2 separate regions of the Mus musculus genome follow, and region 2 is linked to region 1. The links are chromatin loops, found by intact Hi-C in ENCODE. Cell type or tissue: gastrocnemius. All regions are shown on one strand.

Evidence for each region. Peaks named below come from ENCODE experiments on the same cell type or tissue, not always from the same donor. Only the 100,000 strongest peaks of a DNase experiment are listed, where the experiment ranks them.
Region 2: a loop joins it to region 1, with 3 times the contacts of the local background. A loop is called at or near these places in 4 of 42 quality-filtered maps.

The regions. Positions count from the first base shown.
Region 1 is chr6:90,427,192-90,431,191 of GRCm38, reverse strand. It overlaps Cfap100 (cilia and flagella associated protein 100), which reads left to right and starts at 2,712. Exons shown (of 17, transcript NM_173775.3): 1 at 2,712-2,813; 2 at 3,649-3,754. The coding sequence starts at 3,703. In gastrocnemius, a CTCF peak has its summit at 2,298 (motif pointing right); DNase peaks (open chromatin) are centred at 2,310 and 2,671; H3K4me3 peaks cover 1,215 bases; H3K27ac peaks cover 1,052 bases.
Region 2 is chr6:90,334,980-90,338,979 of GRCm38, reverse strand. Uroc1 (urocanase domain containing 1) reads right to left here. Exons shown (of 20, transcript NM_144940.2): 2 at 1,991-2,121; 3 at 1,230-1,323; 4 at 711-770; 5 at 302-430; 6 at 116-177. Among named protein-coding and RNA genes, the nearest start is that of Uroc1, 3.7 kb to the right of the region's middle. In gastrocnemius, a CTCF peak has its summit at 1,742 (motif pointing left); no DNase peak of the experiment used is centred here.

The sequences.
Region 1 (4,000 bases):
AACCTCCCACCCTGGAAGCCAGAGACTTTGGGGGAAGGGAGAAGGTTCTGGCATTCAGATGACACAGCCAGAGAGGACCCTGAAGGTCAGTGGTGGCCCTGACAGTATATGCTGTGGATAGCTTTGGGCTGTCTCCAGATTCCCTCATCCTGTGCCTCATGTGCTGGCCCTGCAGGGGTGGTATATGTGTGTATGTGTTTGTGTGTATATATGTGAGTGTGTGTGTGTGTGCATGTGTTAGGATCTGAGAATCCCCACGGCGCAATTCCTCTTGTCTGCCTTCTGTTCCCAGACCCATACACCTTTCAAGGATAGAGAAAGAGAACAATTCCCCTTTAGGAATATTGATAGTTTTTCCCAAAACATTTTATTATGAAAACTTTTGAACTTTAGACATACTTGGTGCTGGAAAGAGATTTTTTTTTTTTTTTTTTTGAGACAGGGTTTCTCTGTATAGCCCTGGCTGTCCTGGAACTCACTTTGTTAGTCCAGGCTGGCCTCGAACTCAGAAATCTGCCAGCCTCTGCCTCCCGAGTGCTGGGATTAAAGGCGTGTGCCACCACGCCCGGCTTGGAAAGAGATTTGTAGGAGGACCCAGGCCACCACATAGAGGGCTTTTGCAGGGACAGCTACAGTGGCCTTACTACACACCATCTCCTTAATTTTTAAAATAAGCTTTCATCATCAAATGTTAGACTAAGATTAAAGATCTCAGCAGGCAAAGGCATTTGTCACCAAGCCTGCTAACCTGAGTTTGATCCCAGGAAGCCACAGGGTGGAAAGAGAATCCACTCCCCTAAGTTGTCCTCTGAGCTCTCCCACCCCGTAAGTAAAAATTTGTTTAAATTTCCATACCATGCCACATCTTCTAGATGATCTCTTCTCTAACCTTCCGAGGAACCAAGAGGCACAGCAGAAAGCTTATCGTCTTTACCGAGCACGCCTCCAGGCTTCCCCGATCTCTGGTACGAGACACATCGTTTTGAATAATGCATAAGATCCACAAGAGGTGGGAGTTGGAGCGTGTCTGGGTAACTGCCTTCACCGGTGTTGACGTAAAACCAGCTCTGCTTCACAGGAAGTAACTAGCCAAACACTGAGCGGCTATGGCCGAGGAACACAGACTTGGGTTACAAGGAAGGGTGTGGAGCTCTCTGCTGTGGGCCTCAGATGCCATCTGAGGACATTCTCGGCCTTTGTGTTGGTAGAAGTTAGAGGTGTGAACATTCCGAGAAGAGTTATGTAACAGTTACAAGAATGTTCTGTCAATCACAGTGGCTGTTTCGAGGGCTAGTATTACCTCAGATAATTTTGGCTCTAGATTTGCAGCATTCCAACTCTCCGCAGTCTTTGAGGTTTCACCGATCACTCTGGCTTGTACAATGTTGAACACAGTGTGCCTTTCTTCTAGGATCTTAGGCTCACATTGGTTCCTCATGCTGAGGGGTGGTGGTTCAGAACCGGACCTAGTCATCAGGATGGTAGTAAGTACTGAATGGATCTGCGCTGAGAACAATACCTGGCTTAAAGGACACCCTGTGAGGGTTCACCGGGGACTCAGGACAGGTGTGCTAACACCAGGAATGGTAGCACCCTCATTTGTTCTCTTTTGGTGGCTTATTTTTCTAAATTCGTAAAAGCCCTCGTGGTGTGAAAGATGAATGATTTCTGAAATATTTGCTTGACTGGTTGAATAAATAAGCACTCCAAACCTGGTGCAGGTTTTACTGTTGTTCTTCCTTCCTTCCTTCCTTCCTTCCTTCCTTCCTTCCTTCCTTCCTTCCTTCCTTCTTTCCTCCCTCCCTCCCTCCCTCCCTCCCTCCCTCCCTCCCTCCCTCTCTCTCTCTTTCTCTTCCTTCCTTCTCTCTTTCTCTCTTTTTCTTTCCTTCTTCCTTCTTCTTTCTTCTTCCTTTCTTTCTTCCTATTATTTTTGTTTTGTTTTGTAGTTTGTCTGGCTATTTTGACAGCCTACTGGGAAGCTGAGGCCAGAATATTGGGAATTCTAGACCACAGTGTAAGGGCCCTCCTCCAACACCAGGCAGGGAGCCACTTGCTTGCAAAGAGTATTTAACACTAGCTGCATAAAAAACAAACAAACAAACAAACAAACAAACAAACAAACAAAACCAACAAACCACATATGCAGGGCCCACCCTTTCTTCCTGGCTCCCCCATGCCCAGCGCTGGACTGCCCTGCGGGATACTGTCCCTTTGGTGATTCAAGGGTCCCTGACCCATTCCAGGATCCTTCTACACTCCTACCCCTGGCCTTCTTGCCTTGGTTCTATCTCTCCACCCACTGGGTGGCGCCAGCGACCCTGAGTAGCGCCAGGAGCTAAGGGAGACTGTCTTTGGCACATTCCTAGCCTGTAGACTGTTTTACCGTCGTCCTCCCCGGCCCCAAGACTCCTAAATATTCTCTGAAGAGCCAGGCTGTTGTCTGTGCCCTAGCTGCAACAAAATCCTTTACGGATGGGCAGGAGAATCTGGGGGTGAAAGAAGCTAGTGCGCTGGGCAAACGTACCCTGTCCCCGGGTTGCAGGGTTGCAACAACCCGGATCGCTCTGCTTCTAGTCGTTGTCCCTTCCCTGAGTCCGTGTCTTCTGCTCTTTAGCTGCCACAGTCCTGCACAGTACTCCGCGCCCGCCGGCCCGCCAGCCCGCCCAGTGTGCCCGGGCCCGCCTCCGGGGCTTTATGACATCACAGCTCCTGTGAGAATAGTTGCCTTGGCGTCGCAAACGCAGTTCAGGACCAGAAGACTGGAGAATTGCCGACCGAGGCTTCGGAGCAAGCTGAGTGCACGCGGCTGGTTGGTGCGCGCGGGGCTGGGCCAGGGGGCTTGGGGGTGGGCTCCAGCGGGGTGGCTGTGGGGCTCTGGTCCGAGATCAAATACTCTATTGGGTCCCTTGCAAGGCTTTGCGTCCTTCGGTGCTCTTTTCCACTTTATCTATGACAGGCCCCATTTAAGCACTGGTCCATTCCCTTGCTGCTGCATTCTTGCCCCAGGGTGTGGTGTGCCAAGAGAAGCTGGGGTGTTAGGAGGCAGGATTCTCTGGTAGTGTTTTGGCTGAGGTAGAGATGCTCAGACTGCAAGCAATCCTGGGCTCCACCCTCGGCCCTGCTTCGTTGAGATTTGGAACACTAGTTGAGCTTCTGCAAACAGGAAAACTCACTTCATTTTGAAGGGAACCTAGCATAGCATAGCGTCGGGAGCTCTAACAGGTGGAACAGAGGGCTTGCTTCCGTGCAGATTGCATTCTGGAAGACATATGCAATAAAAGTCTTGTAAGAGGTAACCACTTGACCTTGTAAAGAAGAAAACGAAGGGTCATTACATGCATTGGTGCAGGAAGGTCTCTCAGAGTGACATCTGAGCCCAGTTTTAAAGGGAGAAGTCCCGCCCCTCACCCTTCCAACCTCACCTAGGTGAGAGGCTCCCCAGAGGCTCCAGGCAGACCAAAGCTGGTGTGTTCCGAGAACAGGAAGATATGGGCCAGCCTTGCCCAGGAGGGGAATAGTAGATTCCATTAAACCTGGATACAGGGAATAGGCAGTGTTAGTCCACATAGTGGAAATGCAAGTCACTCAGTTCAAAGTGGGCTGTGGGTTTGGGGGAACCATCCTCTCAAGTACTGTGTCACTCTCCAGGCGAGAATCTGCTTCAGCTAAGGCCAAGCTTTGCACACCGGTTGGTCCTCAGCCATGGCGTTCAAGGCACGGTCCTCTAGGTTCTCCGTGAAAATGGTTGAAGACAGTAAGTACTGAGCTGGGTGGGGGCTCCTGGAGGGCAAAAGGAACCCTGGGACAGTTTGGTGTAAACTCACTCAAATACTGACGTAGTTCTAAAGCAACACTGTGCATGCTTTTCCTGTGGCTATCGTGATGCAGAACCCCACCTAGGGCTTCATGGCTTAGCTGGTAGAAGCCTGTTGCACAGCTTTGACTGCCATGAGAAAAAGGAGCACAGGGCTGGTGCCTTCTGAGGTTTGTGGAGAGTCTG
Region 2 (4,000 bases), 92 kb after region 1:
AAAGATTCTGCTGTACTATGGTAGTTGTAAATCTTCTCTGAAATCAGGCTTAACACAGCCCTGTTGTCCCAACACGAAATGTATCTAAGGGCAGAGAGCTGACACAGCGACTTACATGGTCACCCCCAAGGCAAACAGCTTCTCATACTCTGTCCTGGAGGAGTAGTTGGGAATGACCTGGAAAAGAGGAAGGGACAGAGAGTGAGTGGGGTGCTGTTGCCCGATCACCTCCTCAACCAACAGCACCCTCTTCCCCAAGCCCGGTCCTGGACAGGCTGCATGCCGGCTGCCTCAGACTCACCATCCCGTTAGTGATGACCAGCCGTGGGGCACGGGGGCTGCTGGGGAAGAGGCCCAGAGGGTGTCCACTGTACATGACCAGAGTCTGTTCCTCAGTCATCTTCGACAGGTAGGACATGGTCAGCCGGAACTGGATGGACAGTGCACATGCAGGGCTCTGTAAGTGTTAACTGGCACCCACATGGGCCCTGCACCCCACACCTAGATCCAGGGATTCTTGCAGGTTCTGTCGGTCCACCTAATAGCATTGTTTGCCTAGATCCTCTTTAATCTCCGGGGTCTCCTAGTACCTCCCATAATGCACCTCTACTCCTTCTTATAAGTGAAGCATCTCCAGGTCATTGCCAGTGCTGAAGCATTAGGCATCAGGCAGAACCATGGACCACTGAGTGCCTGCCTGGCCACCATACCTGGGCCCAGTTGCTGAACACTTGCCCGTTGCCTCCGTAGGTCACCAGCTCCTGTGGAAACTGAAGAAGATGTGGCATTGTCTGAGATGGGGCTGTGGACAGGGCCCCTACTTGCAGCTATACTCAAAGGAACAAAGAAATGGGGGCAAGGAGAGAAGCCTGAAGGGACACATGGCAGCCACCAGCCATGTGGGCTACTGAGCATGGCTGTCTATGTGAAATGTGTTCTCCATGTCAAGATTCCATGTAAAGGGAGGGACAGAAGAATCTCATGAATAATGATAAGATACAGTGTGATAAAGTATTATTAAATATTTTTATTCTCAGGTGGTTATTAGAAAGCTACAGTTATAGGTGTATTAATATAACTGTATTGTTATATATTTTTGTTATTTTGTATTTGTTTCCTGCTTTTGATTTTGCCAGAGTTGCAGACTGCACTAAAGGCCCAATGGCATTACTCAGGATCTCAGGTTATGTTTCCCTGGACTGTGCTGGCCCCGGTTTCCCGGGCAGTACCTGGGCCACAGCAGGGTCCAAGTTGTTCATGATCATGTGCATGATGGCTGCAGCTGCCCGTGTCCGGCATGGGTACTGATCAATTGGGTAGGCTCTGCAAGGAAAAGCCCCACAATGGGCATAACAAGGGAATCCTCAGGCCTACTGTCCCACTAAGATGCTGAGCCTGCCCTGGCCAAGCTGACAAGGCACCTGAAAGACGTCCTTAGAATCACGAGTGGGAGTGTGGGGGTGGAAGTGGAGGCCTGGGGTGGGGATGGGGGGTGAAGATGGGTGAGGAGCACCAGACTAACCAGCTGCTAGGCAGCCTGACTTCCCACATGCCCAGAGCAGGAAGTCCGGCCCACTCCAGTCACTGTCTACTTCAAACCTGGGAGGAAGCTGACTACAAAGAGAGCTGAGGCCTGCTTTCCAGAGCCCTCAATCTTTGGGAAGTTTAGTTATTTGTTCTTTTATTCACTCATCAAATACCTCTGGGCAGCAATTCCATGGAAGGTGGCAGAAAATACAGAGGGGACATGAGGACGCCATCTTCTGGCCAAGCAGGTCAGTATCAGACCCTACACTCCCCCATCCCCCTGCAACCCCCCCTCAGGGAGACATCTCACTACTTATTTTCTCTGAGCAGAGGTGTCACCTCACTGTACCATCCCCATAGTTCCCCCATCTCAGACAGACTGCCCCCGCCCCCTAGCCACAGATTCCTGGAGGCTCCTGACTTTTGCACAGCCCTGTCTGAAGCCAAACCCACGAGAGCTTACCTCATCTCAATGCTGGGGCAGAACCGGTACATGTAGATGTGTCCAAACTGTCTTAGCTCCTGGGCAAACTCCAGGGCCAACAGTTTCTGGACATCAGGTGGGAAATAGCGCAAGGCATTCCTCAGGGCCAGCTGGGAGGAGAAGGGTGAGAGGTGGCTGGGTTAAGGGCCCTGGAGCCCTCCAGGTATTCCATCTTCCCTCTCCACCTGGATTGCCTCTGCTCCACTCAGAAACTGGTCAAGCCACTCTGAGAACATCTGCTTTGTCTTCAAAAGAGCCTTCCCTGATAGCCACTGGCCTTTTTTTTTTTTTTTTTTTTTTAATGAGGGTAGACTTTACATTCTCTCTTCTTGGCCCCATCTGGTCTAGGGGCTGCAGACTTAGGGAAGGAAAGCAGAAGCCACTGTAAGCCCAGAGAGGCACCTAGCTTGGCCAGTGGTACAGAGGCTGTGTTCTGGGATGGGCAGACTTGGGCAGTGTACATAGCTGATACGGTAGCCACTGTCATGGCCCCACCATCATGGTCCCACCATGCCCACGTTCTCATCCACCAGCCTGCATGTGGCCTTACCAGGTGAAAGGCATTTTCCACAAATAACTCAGTTAAGATCTTGAGACTGTTCTGTGATCTTCCAAATGAAAAGTCACATAAACATGAAGGACCTTGTAAGAGGCAATGGATGCCAGTGTCAGACGATATGAGAACCAGGCTGAGCAGTGAGATGTGGATTTGAGGATGCTGTGTTGCTAAAGACATAGCTGTATGTACAGAGGATTTCCCCAGCAGCACCTGGGTGCTCCGCTTCCTCCTTTACTGGCTCTGTCTGGAAAGTGGGGGTAATAATGAGCCCAACTCCTAGGTACTAATGAACTGACACAGTTTGTGTGGTGTTGGGCTGACCTACGGACCCTGTGAGCACCAGATTACAGAACTGTCCCTTCCCACACTTGTGGATCTCTGCCATGCTCCCTGCTGCCTGGGATCTCTACAAAAAACGCTCCTACAGACCCGGAAGAGTCATGTTAAGCACCCAAGCCATGCACCTACTCAAAAACCTTTGAAGATCCTCCACTGCCTATCTTTTTTTTGTTCGTTTTTTGTTTTTTGAGACAAGGTTTCTCTGTATAACTCTGGCTGTCCTGGAACTCACTTTGTAGATCAGGCTGGCCTCGAACTCAGAAATCTGCCTGCCTCTGCCTCCTGAGTGCTGGGATTAAAGGCGTGTGCCACCACGCTCGGCTCCCACTGCCTATCTTGTGACACTCGCAGGGTCCTTGGCATACTGGATCTTCTCCAGTCATGCTGCATTTGGAGCTCCAAGTTCTGCTCCCAGCTCTACTTGCATGGAGTCTCCTCCACCTTGGAAGGCCCATCTCTGCCTTTCAATGTACTGTTTCTATTGTCTCCACACAGCCCTTCTTTCCCTCATAGAATCCTTGTCCAAGCTTCCATAGCCACCTCTGCCCAGAAGTCCTCCTATGTGCCTTGTAGGATGTGGGGTTGGCCTCTTAGCAAATGTTCTTGTTCATGCATTCAGTGAGCACATGCTGGTGTTGCTGGACCCCAGAGACCACCGCAGGAGAGCCCCCAGCCAACAAGCTCAGGATGGTATGTAGGCAGACCACCATGCAGACCCGCCATGTTAAAGGCCTCTCAGGATAGTGTGTTGATAGTGACAGGCATCCAGGCCCACCATTGTGAAGGGCTCAGCTGCGGTGGATGAGACAGGACTTGGGAGAAAAGGTCTCTGAGAGAAACTGCACACAGGGGAGAGTGCTTCTAACAGCAGAACTGCTCCCCTTGTGAGGCACAGTGTGAAGGTTCACCAGGCCTGTGCTGAGTGTTCACTGACTAAAGTATAATAGGGGACGCTCCTCATGTAAATGGAGAGCTGCCAAAGAAAAGCAAGGACTGAAGCCCGAGTCTGTCTGAACAGTGAAAGAATGAGTAGTGTGAAGGTGTGGAAAGTACGCACACCTGAACACACACACACACACACACACACACAC